Linked DNA regions of Homo sapiens: region 2 is linked to region 1. Evidence: chromatin loops called from intact Hi-C (ENCODE). Cell type or tissue: left lung. All regions are shown on one strand.

Region 1 (5,000 bases):
GCGCAGGGTGCTTGCCAGCTGGGTCATGAGTTCTCAGGAGTGCCCTGCAGCCCCTTTCAAGGATAGTCAGGAAGTAGTCTAGTCCTCGAGCCCCAGGACACTCCCCGAGCCCTTCTGTGCAGAGATAACCCAGCAACCCTCGTGATCTTTTCAGATGCCTGCCTGGGGTGCTGCAGCAGCTGGAGCCTAGGGAGGTAGCAGCAGGGTGAATTCAGAGCCAAGATCTGATTCCTGCCGGATAGGAAGCATGTGGAGGCTGTCACTCCTGGCAGGTGGCTGCCGGAACCGCCTTGGGGAGGGTTTGGGTTTGTTCCTGGATGTCACCTTTCAGTGGCAGAGTATTTGGAGGAGGCACATGCTGCAGACAGCAGTGACATTCCTGTGATCTCTCTGTGGCAGCTCTTATGGGGACAGAACTTCAGACCGATGGTGGCTGAGAGGGACTGCAGAGTCCCTGTTTAGAATCCCACCAGATGGTCCACAGCCTCCTGTGAATGTGTCCAGGGTGGGTGATTCTCCATTGTGAGCCCAGACTTGCCAATGTACTGCATCCTCTCTCCAGCCCTACTTTGATCCTCTGGAATAGGATCGCAGCGCAGCTCTGCATTGTCTCAAAGCACAGTGCTCATGGGACATCCGCCTTGCATTAGCCTGAGGTGGGAACACCTGGAAACCAGTAGCTGCCCCTTCATGGACCAGGTGCCTTGTGGCCCCTGGACTGTTGACTGAGACACTGACTCACTGGATGAGCAGCTGTGGAGAGTCAGGAGAGGATATGGTAGGAAAAGGAGTAAGAGGCAGGGGTTTTAAGACAAGGATGGTGAAAGGAAGCCCTTTAAACAGTTAAGTGTAGAAAAATTCCTGTTTCTTTAAGAAAGTTCCAGCATTTCATCACAGCAGATTATAATCCTCTTTTTAAAAAACACTAATGTTCAGACCTACTAGTTAGTGGCATAATAGAACATTTAGCCGTCACCTGGCTAAACATTTTTTTATTTAAACTTTTTTTTTAAATTTCTGTGCATATGTAGTAGATGTCTGTATTTATGAGGTGCATGAGATGTTTTGATACAGGCATGCAACGTGAAATAAGCACATCTTGGAGAATGGGGTATCCATCCCCTCAAGCATTTGTCCTTGGAGTTACAAACAATCCAGTTACACTCTTTTAAAGTTATTTTTCAATATACAATTAAGTTATTATTGGCTGTAGTCCCCCTGTTGTGCTATCAAATAGCAGGTCTTCATTCTTTCTATTTGTTTGTACCCAAGCCGTCACTTGGTATTGATGTGAATCCCTCCAGTTCAGTGTTTCCCCCTGGCTCCCCTCACTCCAGTGTGGTGGGAGAGTGCAGGTTCCCTGGCGAGGCAGCACCACCCATACCCTCTGTGCACTGTAGGTTTAAGAACACAGAAGCCATTGGGAACGAAGTGACCCGTCTCGTTCGGTTGGACCCGGGAGCCGTTAGTGATGTGCCTGAAGCAATCAAGGTAGTGTAGCCCACGTACCAGGGCCTGAGTTCAAACTGCACAAAATAGCACACTGCACCCAGAAATGCCTGAAACTAGAAATGAGACAAAAACAGCCGCTTGGCAACTTCAGTGCTATTCATGGTTTTTCTGATTTCCTGTGTTTTCTATTTCTTGTCTGTAGCATTTATTTTGTTCACAGTAGAAAAAAATGTAATGCACTTCACCCTAATTGCAGTTACGTTGTTTTCCATAACACATCAGAAGCATCTTCCCCATGGTTACCGATGCTTAGAAACATCACTTCTCATGGCCGTCCTTGTGTGGCCCGTGGACCAGGTATTTCCAGAGGTCCCGGGACTGCCCAAGCCACAGCATCTCCCCACCTTCTCTGCAGTTCCTGGTCACCTGGCACACCATCGACGCCGATGCTCCAGAGCTCAGCCATGTGCTGTGCTGGGCGCCCACGGACCCACCCACAGGCCTCTCCTACTTCTCCAGCATGTACCCGCCGCACCCTCTCACGGCGCAGTACGGGGTGAAAGTCCTGCGGTCCTTCCCTCCGGTGAGCCCAGGGCCCTGCTGAGCTGGCCTCTGGTAGGACTGTTGGGAGGGGTCTTACCTGGTGAGAGGCACAGGCCCCACCATTGGCCATGAGGTCGCCCCGTTACATACTGGTCCTTTCCCTGTTTTTTGCTCAAGTAGTTGTAGAAGATGGATTTAGTTCTAATTCAAATGTGTTCTCTAGTTACATTTGTTTTTTAATCTAGTGAGGCGTTTGAGTTAAAGACATAAAGTTAACTTGAGTTTGATTACGAGGCGGCGCGGCAGCTGTGCACACCCCACACAGCAGTGCAGCTAGCTGTGCCTTGGAACCCCACAGTGACCTCACCCGTGGAGGGTCCCTCACTCCTTGTGGGAGCCCAGGGAGCCCACGAGATAGCCATGATGATGGTGGAGAAGGGTCTCTGGAATATTCTAGAGTCTGACCCACAGCAGACCATTCCCTGAGGCAGGCTCCCTAGTGAGGAGCACGAGGCCCTCGCCCGCTGTAGAGCGGGAGCCTTGCTCCTTTTACCTGTTTCCTCCATTCCTGTGTTCTGAGCCATCGGTCATTTTGCCTGCCATCCTCTGGGCTTTCCCCAGTTCTCAGCCCTGCTGTGGGCAGAGCAGAAGCAGAGGCAGGGCCTGGGCCGTAGGGTTGGGTGGCTCTGCTCTCAGAAGTCATGGCCAACTCTGCTCCACCTCCACAGGACGCCATCCTCTTCTACATCCCCCAGATTGTGCAGGCCCTCAGGTACGACAAGGTAAGCCTGCACCTGCATGGCCGTCCTCTTCACTCACAGAGTGTGTTCCACACCAGCTTGTGCCCGGTCTGTCCCCAGCCCTCACAGGCTCCTCAGAGCCTCCTCAGGGGCAGGGCTGCCCAGCAGTCCCCTTGCTCCCCCTACCCCAGGCCCTGTGATTGTCCCTTGATACCCATGTTCACCCACTGCCTCACCCTGAGGCCCAAGCATGCTCTGTGGAGCGAGCCGGTTCTGGGGCTGTTGCCAGCCTGGCTAGGCAGCCTGGCCAGGCTTCCCTCTCATCGGTGGGGTCCCCTCAAATCCCTGAATCCTGCCCTCTTCAGCCGGAAGTGGTGAGGAAAATTAACGAGATGACATATGCATTAGTCTGCCAGGGCTGCATAGCGAAGCACCACAGACTGGGCAGCTTAAACGACAGAAATGTCTATTCTCATTCTCAGAATTGTGGAGGCCAAAAAACAAAACAAACAAACAAACAAAAAACATGAATTCTGGAGGCCAGAAGTCCAAGGTCATTGTTCGAACAGGGTTGTTTCCTTCTGAGGCCTGTCTCCCTGGCTTTTTTTTTTTTTTTAAGAGACAGGGTCTCGCTCTGTCACTCAGGCTAGAGTGCAGTGGCGTGATCTCAGCTCACTGCAGCCTCAACCTCTCGGGCTCAAGCTATCCTCCCACCTCAGCACCTTCCCCGCTACCCCTCCCAAGTAACTGGGATGACAGGCGTGTGCGACCACGCCCAGCTAATTTTTGTATTTTTTGTAGAGATGGAGTTTCGCTATGTTGTCCCAGGCTGGTCTCAAACTCCTGAGCTCAGGCAATCTGCCCACCTCCGCCTCCAAAAGTGCTGGGATTATAGGCCTGAGCCACTGTGCCCATCTCCCTGGCTTATTGATAGCCATCTTCTCCCTGAGTCCTTACAGGGTCATCCTTTTGTGTGTGTCTGTGTCCTAATCTCCCCTTATAAGAACACCTGTCATACTAGATTAGGACCCACCCTATTGACCTCATTTTACCTTAATCATCTCTATAAAGACCCTATCTCCAAATACAGTACCATTCTGAGGTCCTGTAACATATGAATTTGAAGGGACACAGTTCAGCCCGTAACAGTATCCATGGACATAAAGTGCTCAGCACAGGTCATGGCACAGAAAATATCCATGGGAATGACCACAGCCAGGAGCCCGAGCCGCCTCTGCCCTCGCGCCAGCCTGCCCACTGCACCCTGTGTCTGAGTGCAGCTTGTCTGCCCTATTCCCCAACCCCAGGGCTGACCTCATTTCCCTGGATGAATTGGGCAGCAGACTCCATGTGTCCTGGCTGAGTCCTCACCACTCTGGCCCACCTGTGGGCTGGCTGAGTTACATGGCTGGGTGTCCCAGGGGCTAGCCTTGGAGTCTGTAGACCAAAGTGCTTCTAGAACAGCAGCCAGCCTCTGCTGAAAGACTGAGTCCTGTGGAATCATTCACTGCCCTCACTAGGTAGTGCCACACTCTCTGCGCCTCTGAGTGGTGATATGTGTGGAGCCACACTCACCAAGCCGGAGCCTTCACACTGGTGGCAACTTACAGGATTGTCATGAGGCACCTTCTCTTCAGCAACCTGTTTCCTTCCCCCTGGCTCCCCTCCCACATTATTTTCCCTTGACTGCTTGGCTCTCTGCTTGCATACAGGCCTAGCATAAGGGTGAGATCCAGAGGCAGTGGGGAGGGGAGCCAGTACCCAGGGCCTCCGTGTGAACTCTTGGTGGTGGCTACCAGAGAAAGGCCGCCTGAAATGATTCTTCTGTGTGTGGTTGTACCAACTCAGGACTCAGCTAGTTTCACTGGTTTCTTTCTTGCTTTCCATTTTTAGGGAATTTTTTTTTGTTCGTTTTGTTTTGTTTTAGACAGAGTCTCGCTCTGTTGCCCAGGCTGCAGTGCAGTGGCATTCTCGGCTCCTTGCAGCCTCTGCCTCCCAGATTCAAGCAGTTCTCCTGCCTCAGCCTCCCAAGTAGCTGGGATTGAAGGTGCATGCCACCACGCCCGGCTTATTTTTTGTATTTTTAGTGGAGACAGGGTTTCACCATGTTGGCCAGGCTGGTCTCAAAACTCCTGACCTCAGGTGATTCACCTGCCTTGGCATCCCATAGTGCTAGGATTACAGGCATGAGCCACTGCGCTCAGCCAGAATTTTTTTTTTTTTTTAGACAGAGTTTCGCTCTTGTTGCCCAGGCTGGAGTGCAAT
Region 2 (5,000 bases), 58 kb before region 1:
AATGAGGGTGCCCCCAAGGCACTTCAGACACCTAGACCTCCACCTCTAGGACCTGCTGGGGTTGGCCACTCTTCCCATGAAGAGCAGGCAGCTGGTGCGATGCTCGTAGATGAGGAAAAGAAAGGGGCGGTCGACAGTGAAGCGGACTTGGGTGGACAGCGGCATGAACCCCACCGTGGTCACAGTGGTGGCTTGGGTGCCTTCCTCGTTCACTGTGATCGTGCCTTGGTGCTTGAACTGTTTGGAAAGGAAAGTTGTCAGATTCTGGAGGTCAGCACACAGAGGGCTAGAGTTCCCAGCACAATCTCATATCATTCAGGGAAAGGATCCAAAGACAACATGTAAGGTGGAAATCACAGCTGGTCAGAGTCACTCTTGAAAATATCTGTCACCACCTGTCAGGGGCAGCCGTTGCACTTAGAGGCCGGCTAGGTTCATGTTCCCTCTTGGCAGTGCCTGTGGTCTGAGGGTCGTGGGGGCTGGTGCAGGACAGCCACCCCAGCTCCAGCTCCCCACACTGCTGCGCACTTCTCCGGGATGGGGAACTGGGTCTGCTGCACTGTTTGGACTGGTGTTCTCTCTCTTTTGCTGAGCGCCCGATTGGTTTAAGTTAAGTATGTGTATAGTGCGGTGTTTAATGGCTCTTTCATGATTTGGCTGGGGGTAGCTATTTCCCAGACCGCAGCACATGTCTCCCCTGTCTCTGGTGTCAGCGGGAGTGGGGCTCACCCCATGGCTGCTCTTGGGATCCCCCCTGCCCAGTAAGTGTCTGCCAGGTGCCGTGCTCTCCAGCTGGCATCCATGAAACTAGGCATTCTGTGTATCCCACCCAGGCCGAAGAGCAGACTCAGCACCCCAAGCTGGGACATGAGATTGGGGGGTGGGTAGGAAGGGCAAGTGGAGGTGGGGCTGTGCTGAGGCAGACCCTGGGGACGGGTCGGGGGTGGACAAGGGAGTGGTTACCAGGTCGATGGCGATCCTTTGGTCTGAGATGCCTGCCATGTTGCCATTTTTGTCAAACAGCATCCTGATCCCCATCAACTTCAGGGACTCCACTAGATTGTAGTTCTTCTCCAGCTTGAATTTCGGCAGAAGCACTTCTCGAGTTCTAGACAGAAAAGGAAAGGGGGGCCCAGTTTTATTGAACCACAAGTTACAAAAGAATCATGATTTTCCCTTTAAAGGGCCACGGGTTATATTTATCACAGAATTGATATAGCACTTATTAAAATTTATATTCCGGGACTGTCAGTTGAGGATTTTAGGAAGCACACTCCTTTGTAATTCCGCTACTGAAAACTGAGGTGTGTTTTCTGTTGCATGATTATTTCCTTGAGACTGTATGGTTCGTTTCCTATCTTCAAGGTTAGCAGCAGAACTTTTCCTGGTTTATGGTTTAAAAAGGCATCTAAAATAATTCTCTGGTTTGGTTTCCCAATTTTAGGCATTTGGTTTTTTTTTTGTAATTAAGGAGTCGAATATCTGGTAGTGTACTTTTAAAAAGAACCTTTCCTGTATATACTAGACAATGCTGAATATTCTCAATCTTTGCCTCAACTTACTCAATCCCTAAGGGGGCGGATAGCAACAGTAGTGCCTGTGGAGTTAGTCTGGCACTTTGCAGGGGATAAAGAGATTTAAGGTGCAATCCCAGCTGGATGGGCAGGAAGGCTTGATCTTCTTCACTCTTTTACCTAGCTCATACCTTGCACCAAGTAAGATCTCAATTAAAAGTCAAATGGGCCAGGCACAGCGGCTCACGCCTGTTAATCCCAGCACTTTGGAAGGCCAAGGCAGGAGGACTGCTTGAGGCCAGGAGTTCAAGACCAGCCTGGGCAACACAGCGAGACCTCATCTCTACCAAAAAAAGTTTAATTAGCTGGGCATGAAGGTGCACGCCTGTAGTCTCAACTATTCAGGAGGCTGAGGTGAGAGGATCACTTAAGTTCAGGAGGTTGAGGCTGCAGTGAGCCATGATGATGCCACTGCACTCCAGCCTGGGTGACAGAACAAGACCCTGTCTCAAAAAAAAAAAAAAAAAAAAGATGCAGTCCCTTTCTCAAGAGCTGCCGGGCTGCAGGGAGGAATGGAAGGAGGCAGGTACAGAAGGGACGTTGTTAAGGAAAAATTCACAGAGCATGATGACTGGCTACCCGGGCAAATACCTTCCTCTGAGAGCCTACTTTTCTCAGTTTGGTTGCATATGTTTGTATTCTTGTCCTATAAGGAGGTTCAAACCAGAATCACTTCTTCATATGGGCCTAGCCAGTATCCAGTAAGACAGAAATAAGACCTCTCCATTCTTTCTGCCATGACCCAATAATAATCTCAATAAGTACTTAACACCTGCAGTTTTAACTACAAAGTAACGAATAATAATAGAGGAAATCATGAATGATGTGTCCTCGGTAGGCTAAGAGGACCTTGGAATTTCCTGGGCAGGGAAGAGTTGAGCCAATCTTTTTTTGAGTGCCTCCTAGGTTCCAAGTACTGGGAGGGGCGCTCAGCATCGCTGATTCTGTTATTTTCTCAAGTGACCCGGGGAAGTAATGGAATTATACCCATTTTAGGGATGATGAAGCTGGGACTCGAAGCCACAAAGCAAGCACCAAGCTGTCTCTAAGTCATCTGCCTCTAACTTCTGAAACTGGCCCCTAGAGGGCAGATGTGTCCCTTATGAATGCTCTCTAATCATCTCTTATCTCAAGCAACAAATTGGGGCTGAATTAACAGAGTGGCCCTGTATGGAAGTTCTTGGGTACTTGTACATAATTCTCCCTTTTTAAAAAAATGATCCATTTTCCAGTATTCCCAGACACCCCCAGCATCTGGGAGCTCAAAAGAACAAACACACAGTGTGAAATACCTGTTTGTCATGCTTTTTTGCCATCTCTCCACCACCCGGGGTGTCAGTTGCGCTTCGAGGGTCTTCATCCCAGACATCTTGTGTGGGACCACAATTAGCATGCTGATGCCCCCCACGTATTCCAGCTGGAGGATGTCGCAGTCCAGCTCCTGGTCATTTGCTGCGAGGAAGTTCCCCTTGGTCTGCATCATGGAAACCTTAACTACCTCTCTCTCATTCAGCCGGAAGTTGTGGTTGTGTGTCATTTCCACTGGGAATTTATTCACCCAGGATCCTGTAAAGGCCACAGGAAGAGGCTGTTATGAGAAGGTTCCTTTAGGGAAATCGTCTCACCCTTGAGAGTGAATCTGATTTCCCTGGAGGCCTCATTCAGATAGCCTGCAGAGCCGACCCCACAGTCTCTTGATTCCTGAGGCCTGATTTGGGCAGAAATTTGCATTTCTAACAAGAGAGGTTAACGAGAGGTTACCCGGACTGGAATAGTTTCTGGAGTAGGGTCTGATACGAACTAGTTGTTTGACCATGGTAAGGCACCTAACTCGCTTCTATTTCTTCATCTGTCACATCTGTCAAATGAGTAACTTTGAGCTCTTTCCAGCTTTTATTACTGTTATTATTATTTGGTTTTTGAGACCAGGTCTCACTGTGTCATGCAGGCTGGAGTGCGGCGATGCCATCATAGCTCACTGCAGCCTCACACTCCCAGGCTCAAGGAATCCTCCTGCCTCAGCCTCCCTCCCCAGTAGCTTGGACTACAAGCACATGCCACGCCTGGCTATTTTTTCTTTCTGTCTTTTTTTTTTTTTTTTTAATTGTAGATGGGGTCTTGCTATGTTACCTAGGCTGGTCTCAAACCCTTGGCCTCAAGCAATCCTCCTGCCTCAGCCTTCCAAAGCACTGGGATTATAGGCATGAGCCACCCTGCCAGCCTCAGCTCTGTCTTGATGGCCTTCATCCCTCACACTGTGATTCTGTAGTGACTAACAAGACATTTGGGTGATGCCATGTTGCCCTTAGGATCACCACTGTAGATATGGGGACAGTGCTGTGTATCCAGGAATAAGCCCATGTCTATGTTAGCTCTAAGATGTGAGTAACTAATAGTAATGGGTGACTAGTAGTTGAGAACTGGCCATGTGCCGGGCATTCTTCTCAGCACCTTTCCTGTATTATCTCATTTCTGCTCCTAGCAACATGCAAGTTGTGTGCGTTTTGTTATCCCTCTTTTACATATGAGGAAACAGAGGCACAAAGAAGTGAAGTAACTTGTTCAAGGTTTCTAGCTGGTGGGTAGAGCAGCCAGGATGAGATGAGCAGGAGGTGTCTTGGAGGTTGAAGTACCAGACAGCTCCTGCCTGCCTGTGAGTGAAGCTCGATTCCCTTCTCCCTGAGTCTGCCTCACCCAGGGTTTCTCAACCTCAGCATTTTTGACATTTGGGCCACATAATAGTTTGTGGCAATGTGGGCTGCCCTGTGCATGGTAGGGTGTTTAGCAACATCCCCAGCCTCCCCCTTCTAGATACCAGTAATGCTTACTCCAACCCCCCAGGTTGTGACAACCAAAAGTGTCTTCAGACCTTGGGGACAAAATTGCTCTTTTGGGAATCACGGCCCTTTCAGTTTGGATGGAGCTGTCCCATGTCTCTTGGGATTCTTTCCTTCTGACTTCCTCATGAGAGCCTGCCTCTGTTTATTGTGCTTTACAAAGTGATTATCACATTAAAATTAGAACAAAATTAGTAATGGAGATGATTCCATATGAAATTAAGTGAAATTAAAATTACACTTCTAGACACTCGTCCCCTTTGAGAAGCATCCATGAATGATTGGGTACTCCTAGCATTTGATCCCTTGTGATGCCCGGCATTGAGTGACTATTCTCATGATGGGGAAAGGAAGCAGAAGCATTTGCACGTGTGTTTACACTGTGGTATGACACGGGTTACTGTGTTTAGGAGATTGTCAACTGACCATGCCTGATCATTTCTCCACCTCCATGCAGGCAGGGATGGCTCACTGCTGTACTTCTCTGCCTGTCCCTGAACCCTCAGCCAGGGCTAATGCAGAGGCTCTTTGGTGTACTTGGGGGGCTCCAACAGACCAGTAGGTTGGAGGACTTTGATGCTGCCAAAAA

What was found. A loop is a pair of places that touch in the nucleus more often than their neighbours do. Peaks named below come from ENCODE experiments on the same cell type or tissue, not always from the same donor. Only the 100,000 strongest peaks of a DNase experiment are listed, where the experiment ranks them.
Region 2: it touches region 1 in a loop (5-fold over the local background); 4 of 110 quality-filtered maps call a loop at or near these places.

Annotation. Positions count from the first base shown.
Region 1 is chr22:20,724,265-20,729,264 of GRCh38, reverse strand. It overlaps PI4KA (phosphatidylinositol 4-kinase alpha), which reads left to right. Exons shown (of 55, transcript NM_058004.4): 40 at 1,401-1,491; 41 at 1,868-2,035; 42 at 2,724-2,777. Among named protein-coding and RNA genes, the nearest start is that of SERPIND1, 47 kb to the left of the region's middle. In left lung, no CTCF peak of the experiment used is centred here; a DNase peak (open chromatin) is centred at 1,974.
Region 2 is chr22:20,782,112-20,787,111 of GRCh38, reverse strand. All of the region lies in intron 19 of PI4KA (phosphatidylinositol 4-kinase alpha), which reads left to right. SERPIND1 (serpin family D member 1) reads right to left here. Exons shown (of 5, transcript NM_000185.4): 3 at 2,867-3,140; 4 at 964-1,108; 5 at 1-237. The coding sequence ends at 46. Among named protein-coding and RNA genes, the nearest start is that of SERPIND1, 10 kb to the right of the region's middle. In left lung, a CTCF peak has its summit at 2,654 (motif pointing right); no DNase peak of the experiment used is centred here; H3K27ac peaks cover 1,081 bases.